Regions from separate parts of the Homo sapiens genome. Here region 2 is linked to region 1. The links are chromatin loops, found by intact Hi-C in ENCODE. Cell type or tissue: Calu3. All regions are shown on one strand. Each heading gives the region's core, and the rest is flanking DNA. Links, peaks and the distances in the headings are about the cores only. Region 1 holds the start of MIR12125 (microRNA 12125). Region 2 overlaps TENM2 (teneurin transmembrane protein 2).

Region 1 (4,396 bases), core at 92-4,091:
ATCTCTATCTGTTATTTGTATCTATATCTATCTCAGTTTAAAATAAAAAATACATATCCCTTCAAACAGATTCTTTTTTTTAAAGTAGAGTGTTTCTAGATGGAAAAGTGATTTGTCTTTTCCAGTCCACTTTGGTAGATAGCTCTATTATTTTGCTCGTTCATGAAATTTATAACAAATGTGTTCATTGCTGCTGCTCCCCGGGTCTGCATTCATGTTCTGCCCGGGTGCCTCTCTGACCCACTGCCAGGTTTATAAACTCACATAGCCCTTCCTGATAACTCACGAAGCAGGACAGAGACGAGGGCAGAACTCCCATCCCCACCCCAACCAAACAAAAAGAGTGATATAATTAGTGTGCTGCAGGATTGAATCTGGAGTTGATGAGGAGCAACCTTAATATTTATCAATAAACAGCAAAGTGCTTAGCACACCTCCTAGGGAAGTCACTAACCATAAAAAGGATACTCTACACTGAGGAATCACCTCCAAAAAAAGAACTCAGTTAATTGTGAATTGCTTATGCCAGGTGAGAGAGAATTGGTGTCTACCCCTCTCACCTGACATAAGCAACTCTGAATTAACTGGGAGTTTCTTTTCATAAACACCATGCAGCCTTTTTTTTTTTTTTTCTTTGTGGTTAATTACTTCCTTGGGAGGTTTGCTTTAACAGTTCCCGTAACAAGGCCATTATTGTCTTTAGCATAATCACCACTGCCTCATTTGCTTTTGTGCCCTGCCTTTGGACTGCTTTGTCTCTGCCAGCCGGGGGGGGGGGGGGGGTTGGGGGGGGGATCCTGAATTGTGCCTGGTGGGCAACCCTTAGGCCCGGGGACCCTGTGAGCCTCTTTTAGCTCCATCACTTCAGGATTTTGGTTTTGGCCGGGTGGAAGCTGGGATCAGGGGTAGGGCTGGTGGGGAGGGAGGTGGGTAAGGCAGGGTATGCTGGGGAGACAGTCCCCCAGAGTTTCCTCTCTCCCCTCTGTGTGGCATTCCAGCCATTTGTTATGCTTTCAGCTGCTGACACCAGGAACGGGGAAGGGAGCCAGGAGAGCAGCTCCTTTCTGGAAGTAGAAGCTGATCTGTAAGCAACCGCTGTGCTCAATGAAATCGCCAGGGAGGCAGAAGGAAAAGCAGTGAACCTTACCAGCAAAAGTCGTGCGATTCTGACTTGAAAAAAAATGCATTATGTAGTTATGCCTTAACTTGTTAAAAAATGAATTAAAGTGACTTCTCTTTGGCTCTGTTTCAGGAAAGAGAAAATGAATGAATGGGAGCTCTGTAAACCACATCAGGTCTGTAAACTGTTTTGATTGTGTACTCCTATCAGTGTATGTACATCTGTTTATTTACAAATTACATACAGGCACAATGGCAATCATAAATTATGGAAACTGCAAAATACCCATTAAGAGGATGAGAAAAAATAAAAATAGAATATCTAATACTCTCATCCACCACCCCGATGGATTCCACCCTGCTCTGGACACCACTGAAAGGACCTGTTGGGGCCATGAAGGCAGTGGCTGACTTTGACTTGGTCATTGATATCCCTAGAATTCAATGACTGGTCCAAGGTGGCACTAAATACATTTTTGTTAAATCAAATGATTGGACTCATGGATCTTCCTACACTCTGAAACAACCTCTGCCCCCAGTGAATTCTGATCAGTTAGTAATTTTGATGGGGGTGGATAACATACCTGTACTGAAGTCTACGGAACATTCCACAGTATTCTTAGGAGATTAGGTGGCCCACATGCTAACCCAACCTCATTTAGCCCCAGAATCTTAGCACTCCATCAGGAAGGAACATGGGGAAATTCAGCTCAGAGGTTTAGAACAGGAGACAGAAAACTTCTCCTGTAAAGGGCCGGAGAGTAAATGTTTTAGGCTTTGATGGCCAAGTGGTTTTTGCTTTGACTCCACTCTGACATGGAGAGTGCAAGCAGCCCTAGGCCAAACATAAACAAATGGGCATGGCTGTATTCCAATAAATGGAGAGGTGTGGGTTAAGGGGTACAAAGTGTCAGCGATACAAGATAAATACATTCTGGAGATCTACACATAGCATAGTATCTATGGCTAACAAAGTAGTGTACACTCAAAATTTGCTAAGAGGGTAGATCTTACGTTAAAATGTTCTTACCACAAAAACTCTTAAAACCAAAAAATCACCCCAAGACAATAATCACAAAGAGAGCAGTGTGGCAGGCCAGGTCTCACCACCAGCTGAACAGGCAGGCCTCCATGACAACTGTTTTGGCACTGAATGAATGGTTAGGTTAAATATTAAAGGCGGAAAGAGCCAGCGCACTTACACAAAGGCTGGAATGTAACAAAAGCTCACCAAGAGTCTTGCCTAGGCCTTTCCTGGGCCTTGAACCTTCACAAGATAATGAAGAAATTCTCATGCTCCTCATACCAGGACCCATTTAGGATTAAACAAGTTTTACTGGGAGTCTAAAGGAACTCCCCAGACCTCCACACCTTAGCTGGAGAAAAGATAAGGGTAATCACCCCCGGCACCAGGACCCATCTAGGCTAAGCAAATTTACTGAGGCTCTGGAGGAAGGTGTCCAGGACCCAAACCTTAGTTATAGATTAGATGGAATCAATCATTTGTGTCTTCAGATGAATGCACACTTACATGTAGACACATAGCTTAGAAGGTATATACACACTGGAAAACTTTGTAATTTAGAGATGGCCTGGTGAATTATCTCTGGCCTTCTCCCTGTACCTGGGAGAGTTTATTTCTGGTTACTTTCCCAGTGTGTCTGCATCTTGTTATTGGACCTTGAAAACAAGCAGCCCAACCCTTGGTTCAGTCAATAGGAAGAAACTTTGGGAAGCGATGGACATGTTTATGGCCTTGATGGTGGTGATGGCCTCCCAAAGTGCTGGGATTACAGGTGTGAGCCACTGTGCCTGGCCATATACGCAACTTTTTATATGTCAATTATACCTCAATAAAGCTGTTTAAAAATTTATAAACATCAAAATTTGAATTTCACATAACTTTCACATTATCAAATATTGTTCTTTTTAATGATTTTTTCCACCAACCATTAAAAATGTTAAAACTATTTTTAGCTTACAGGCCAGGTTTGGTCCATGGACCATAGTTTGCCAACTACTGGTTAGAAAAGACGCTTTGGAGCCACAGCTGGGTTTGGGTCTCAATTTTACTAATGGTGGTTGGATTATCTCGAAAAAGTTACTTAATCACTCTTCAGGCCTCGGTTTCCTCATCTGTAGAGTGACATCTCAAAGGGCTGTAAGGATGAAGGCAGCAGGCATTGCTTATGACAGCTTTGTGCGTTAGGCATAGATTGTCATCCTCATTGTCACCGACTGTTATCCGCAGCCCTGAAAGTTCTGGCAGGACTGGTGACCCTGAAGGCAGCGCCAGGGCCCAGCCACCTTTATGTGGCAATGGGCACTTGGGAATTCTCAGCCAGTATCAACCCCCAGTGCCTCCAGCCGGTGTCTCCCAGAGATCCCCCCTGGCATAAGGACACCTGTTCTCTGCTGCATTTGCTTCAAAGAAAATGTTACAACAACATTTGACAATAGTGCAGGGGAGGTCTTTCCGAAGAAAAATGACTTATGACAAAAGCATGGACAACGCTCTGCTCTTAGGGGCTGGGAATGAGAAGACGCGTGCTCACCTCCCTCATTATCCTTGTTATCAGCACAGGAAGTTTCCATGGCAACGTTGCATCCGGGCCCTCTCCAGCCGGTCTGGCAGACACACTGCCAGCTGTTCTGACCCAGTGTGCATCTCCCGTTACCGTTGCACAAGTCAGGGCAGCCATCTGGTTGGAGAAATGGAGAGGATGAGAAGGAGGGACGTGAGGCCGCGCTGGGGAAGCAGGGGAGCCATGCAGAGGGGAGCAAGGCCGCAGGGCAGCCGCTGGGCCAGCCTCACAGTGGGGCCCGCGCCTGCCTTCCACAGAGTCAGGGGAGCAGGCAACGCATGCAGTAGCAAGACACAGTGGGGTCACAGATGCAGGGGATCCCCAGTGACAACTGACCTAGGTCAGAGGCAACCTTCCCAAAGCGGGGAGTTCAATGCACATCCCAGACAACTAAACCAGTGCTGAGCTGACAACCAGACTAGCTAGGCTGTGGTTTCCAGCCAATAGCTCAGGATTGATGCTACTGAAAAGAAGCTTTTCTTTCTCTCTTTTTTTAAGAAGTGCTCTTCTGTAGAAGAGAAAAAATTCCCTATCAACCCAGGATGGAGGCAAAGTGCCCGCCATCTTTCAGAGTTTTAAAGATATATTTACATAGGATTATCATGAGCTTCTCATGACTGAAAACTGGATGGTTCTGCTGGGCTATTTTCATATGCTTGTACAGGTAATATTTAGTTTTAAGGGGCACTTAA
Region 2 (4,396 bases), core at 102-4,101, 50 kb after region 1:
TGTAGGGATCATACTCTCTATCTACAGGATGCTTAAACAGAGGAGTTTGTACAGAGTTGCTACAGAGGCTGATTGTCTAACAGAGGGTAGAAAAAGAGCTTTGAACCCAGGGTGCCCAATTAAGAATTAGGGAACATGCAAATATGAAGTAGCACAAGAAACTCTGAACTTTCTTAAAGTTTTGAGAGGGATTTAAGACAGAGTTAAGTTTGTTCCATGCCAGTTCCTCCTGAGACTCATGCTAAGCTCTAGGTCTGGGATGGCAGGCGTGTGCACATGATCTATAGTACTACCTTCCCACACCTCTACAGACATCACTAATTGATCACGGCATCTTGTTCCCCTGAGCCCAGATAGAGCCTCGAAACCGTCAATGCAGTGTGCAGGCTGAGACCGGCAAGCAGGCAGAGTTGGTATTCCAGAGAAAACCTACTTGTCATTTCTGATCTAGGTAACAGTGAAGGTATTTCCTGGTGGGAAGACTAGAATCAACATCACTTCTCAGCCCCCTTCCAGCCCTGCACTGAAATAAAAAACAGCGAGAAGTATGGTTGCACAACGTGTATTTAAATGAGCTTCCAAGGGCTGTTTCTGACTCTCTGACCTAAGGGTTATAGATTGGATGGGCTGTCACGGATGGCAGAGAAAGTTACATCAAATCACCAACACTGGTCTCCTATTACATCCTCCTTCCTCCCAAAAGGTGGAGGATGGTAGAAAGTAAGGTGCAAAATTTTTGTCTTTTTTAATCAATAAAAAATATAGATAAAATTTTTTTCTTTTTTTTTCTTTCCTTCCTTTCCTTTCCCTTCCTTCCTTCCTTCCTTCCTTCCTTCCTTCCTTCCTTCCTTCCTTCCCTTCCTTCCCTCCTTTCCTTCCTTCCCTTCCTTCCCTTCCTTCCCTTCCTTCCTTCTTTCTTTTTTTGAGACAGAGCCTTGCTCTGTCACTCAGGCTGGAGTGCAGTGGCATGATCTTGGCTCACTGCAACCTCTGCCTCCCGGGTTCAAGCGATTCTCCTGCCTCAGCCTCCTGAGTAGCGGGACTACAGGTGCCTGCTACCATGCCCGGCTAATTTTTGTATTTTTAGTAGAGATGGGATTTCACCATGTTGGCTAGGCTGGTCTCGAACTCCTGACCTCAGGTGATCCACCCGCCTTGGCCTCCCAAAGTGCTGGGATTACAGGTGTGAGCCACCGTGCCTGACCGAATTATTTTCTTTATTCATAGTGACACTGTTCCTCTTCTGCATAAACTTCAAGTAGAAAAAAACAGGATTGTCTAGAAGGTAAGAATGGGTTTTATTTAAAACCAGGTGCTTGGGAAATCAAATTTAAAATTTGACCTACTTAAATTACTCAGTGAAAAATATAAAAAATAGGTCACAGAGTTCTCCACCTTCCAAACGCAGCCTTCCTTCAGGGTTTGCCGCGTGCTCACTGGGAGTGTGGTAAAAAATGCAAAAACACTGTGATGTTCACTGGAAAGCAGGACACTCAATGGGCTTTGCTTATGCCATACAAAGAAGTGGAAGGCGGCTCATCACAGGAGCGAGACTTTATAGTAATCCAGTTGCCATGGGGCAGAGTGCAGAAACACCAGATGAGCTCCCTCCAGTGGTGGCTGGGGTGTCCTGCATTGGAGAGCACCTTCCCTCTGGGGCAACTGATTCATTCTCAGACATAACTCAACCCAGAGCATCCCAGTATCTGAGGTCAGGCTGATGTTTTGTTCAAGAGGCTGGATGTGAAATGGGGAACCTCCTGTATTAATAAGTCTTATATTTTTACTATCATGCAAGCTGCATTATTTTTTATGACAGGTTATAGAAAAATGACACTGACTGCCTACTCTGTGCCAAGAAGTATTACGGAGCAGAAGTGGAAGTAGCAAGGGTTTTGATGCCAGAAAGACCTGGATTCGAAACCAAACCTGTACCTTACCAGCTGTGGATTTTGGCAAGATTACTGCACCTCTCAAAGACCCAATTTCCCCTTCAAAAAATGGCCTTTCAGCATTGATGGAAGGGTTCAGTGAGGTAACATGTATGGCTCACAGGAGTGGCTGACACTTGGTAGGCAAATTAAGAGATGCTCCCTTACAAAATTTCAAACTGAATCTCTAATCTGACTTCAAGGGCTAATAAAATAAAGAAATGCCATAGGTCTCAAACACGCACACACAAACACTAGCAATCACCAGACGTATGTCAAATCATACTAATGGAAAGATTTCATTTTTTCTTCTTCCAGTCTTTTCTGGTGTGGGAGGGAGTTGGTTGTGATTGGTCAGGTATGAAAGTGGAGCGTTTTCTGTCTCCGCATGTCTCTCTTCTTCCTAAGGCTTACGGGAGCAGAACATTGTGCATTCAAGCTTCTATGTAAAATTAATTAAAATGTTTGTACAAATTGACTATTCCTGTTTTACTAAATCTAGTAAATGGAAGCTCTAAGACTCCCACAGAAGAAAAATAAATTACCACAACCACTAATAACTGACAAGTTAACAGGCTGATGACAAAAAAATGACAGAATTTAGATTCACCTAAATGGTATAAAGCTCATTTTAATGATCCAGCTGAAGCTCCCCCGCCCTCCCAGCCCCCACAAAGTTCTCTGTAAGGGATGAGATGAATTATCAGTGTTATTTACTCAGTGGGAAGTAACAGGATAAGCCACCTGTCCACTTGGAGCTTGCAGTAAAGAGAATACGTGGAGAAAAGTTAAGGATATTGGAGAGGCTCAGTCATAAAAGCAGAGGGAAAATGCCTACATCTGCACAAATAATTTGTGGGCTGGACTAGATGTGTAGAGGGAATTTCAAATAATGTATTTAAAAAATTATTTGAAGTCTGTTTTATACTTATTTCATTTTATTACTATTATTATTATTATTATTTGGAGACATGGTCTTGCTCTGTCACCCAGGCTGGAGTGCAGTGGCAGGATCACCATTCACTGCAGACTCTACCTCCCTGACTCAAGCAATTCTCCTGCCTCAGCCTCCAGAGCATCTGGGACCACAGGTGTGCACCACCATGCCCAGCTAATTTAAAAAAAAAATTCGGTAGAGACGGGGTCTCTTTATGTTGCCCTGTCTGGACTCGAAGTCCTCAACTCAGGTGATCCTCCTGCCTCAGCCTCCCAAAGTGCTGGGATTATAGGCATGAGCCACTACACCCAGCTGAAGTCTGTTTGAAAATTTCTTTGGAAAAGAGAGGTGAAAATACTTGAAGCTAGTACTCCAGGCAAATCGTCAAAATAGCACTAATAGTTGGTTGCCTTATATCCCAGTTAGTCAGCAATAGTGATGAGTAACTCACATGGGTTAGTAGCTTGGTTAGGTGGTAGAGGATAAGTGATGGAGAAAAGAAGATGCATTGATCCTCCTGAAGCAATTGAGGATGTAATATTTAGGTCATGGAGGCCAGGCAAACAAAGCTCGGTGACCCCTCAAACCAAAACTCAAAAGGCAACCCCACTGGCTTTTGAGGTTGTGGACTTAGCTTGGTGCTGAGCAAACCAGTGTCAGAAAGGTGAGTTTCCCTTCTAGCAAGATCCCTGCAATTGGCAATCCATCTGGTAGAAAAGTAATAAAGTTTGACCCCCCCCCCGCCCACTGCACACTGTATTCAAAAATAAATTCCATACTATGCAGCAATAAAAAGGAATGGGATCATGTCCTTTGCAGGGACATGGATGGAGCTGGAGGCCATTATCCTTAGCAAACTAACGAACAGAAAACCAAATATTGTATATTCTCATAAGTAGGAGCTAAATGATGAGAACACATGGACACATACAGGGAAAAAACACATACTGGGACCTTCTGGAGGGTAGAGGGTGGGAGGAGAGAGAGGATCAGGAAAAATAACTAGTGGGCGCTAGGCTTAATACCTGAGTGATGGAATAATCTGTACAACAACCCCCCATGACACAAGTTTACCTATGTAACGAACCCACACTTGCACCCCTGAACTTAAAGTTAAAAAAAATTCCATACAGATTAATGACCTAAACAGAAAAACAAAAACTACCAAAGTATTTGAAAAAATACTGGAGACTAATTTTATTTTCCTGGGAGGGAGATATGTAAGACATAAATTCTAGAAACCATGAAGGAACAGAGGATCAGATTTGATTATAAAGAATTAATATCTTCTCTGTGACAAAGGATACCCTAAGCAAAATTAAGGGACAAGCAACTCTGGGAAGAAATATTTTTTTCTCATGTTTTACAGCATAACGTTTGATATCTGAAATACGCAAAGAACTCTAGCAAATTAATAAACAGATGAATGAAAACCTAGGCAAAGCACATATCAGAAATAATATAAGTTGCCAATAAAGGTAAGACAAGATACTCAGCTTCCTTCAAAATTAAGTAAGTACAGATAAAA

Evidence for each region. Hi-C counts contacts between places; a loop is a spot of excess contacts. Peaks named below come from ENCODE experiments on the same cell type or tissue, not always from the same donor. Only the 100,000 strongest peaks of a DNase experiment are listed, where the experiment ranks them.
Region 2: it touches region 1 in a loop (4-fold over the local background); 1 of 110 quality-filtered maps calls a loop at or near these places.

What each region holds. Positions count from the first base shown.
Region 1 is chr5:168,162,036-168,166,431 of GRCh38, reverse strand. It overlaps TENM2 (teneurin transmembrane protein 2), which reads right to left. Exons shown (of 31, transcript NM_001395460.1): 15 at 3,675-3,821. MIR12125 (microRNA 12125) reads right to left here and starts at 587; the gene lies at 503-587. In Calu3, for the core only: no CTCF peak of the experiment used is centred there; DNase peaks (open chromatin) are centred at 981 and 2,261.
Region 2 is chr5:168,111,821-168,116,216 of GRCh38, reverse strand. The region is part of intron 11 of TENM2 (teneurin transmembrane protein 2); the gene reads right to left. Among named protein-coding and RNA genes, the nearest start is that of MIR12125, 52 kb to the left of the region's middle. In Calu3, for the core only: a CTCF peak has its summit at 1,629 (motif pointing left); a DNase peak (open chromatin) is centred at 1,596.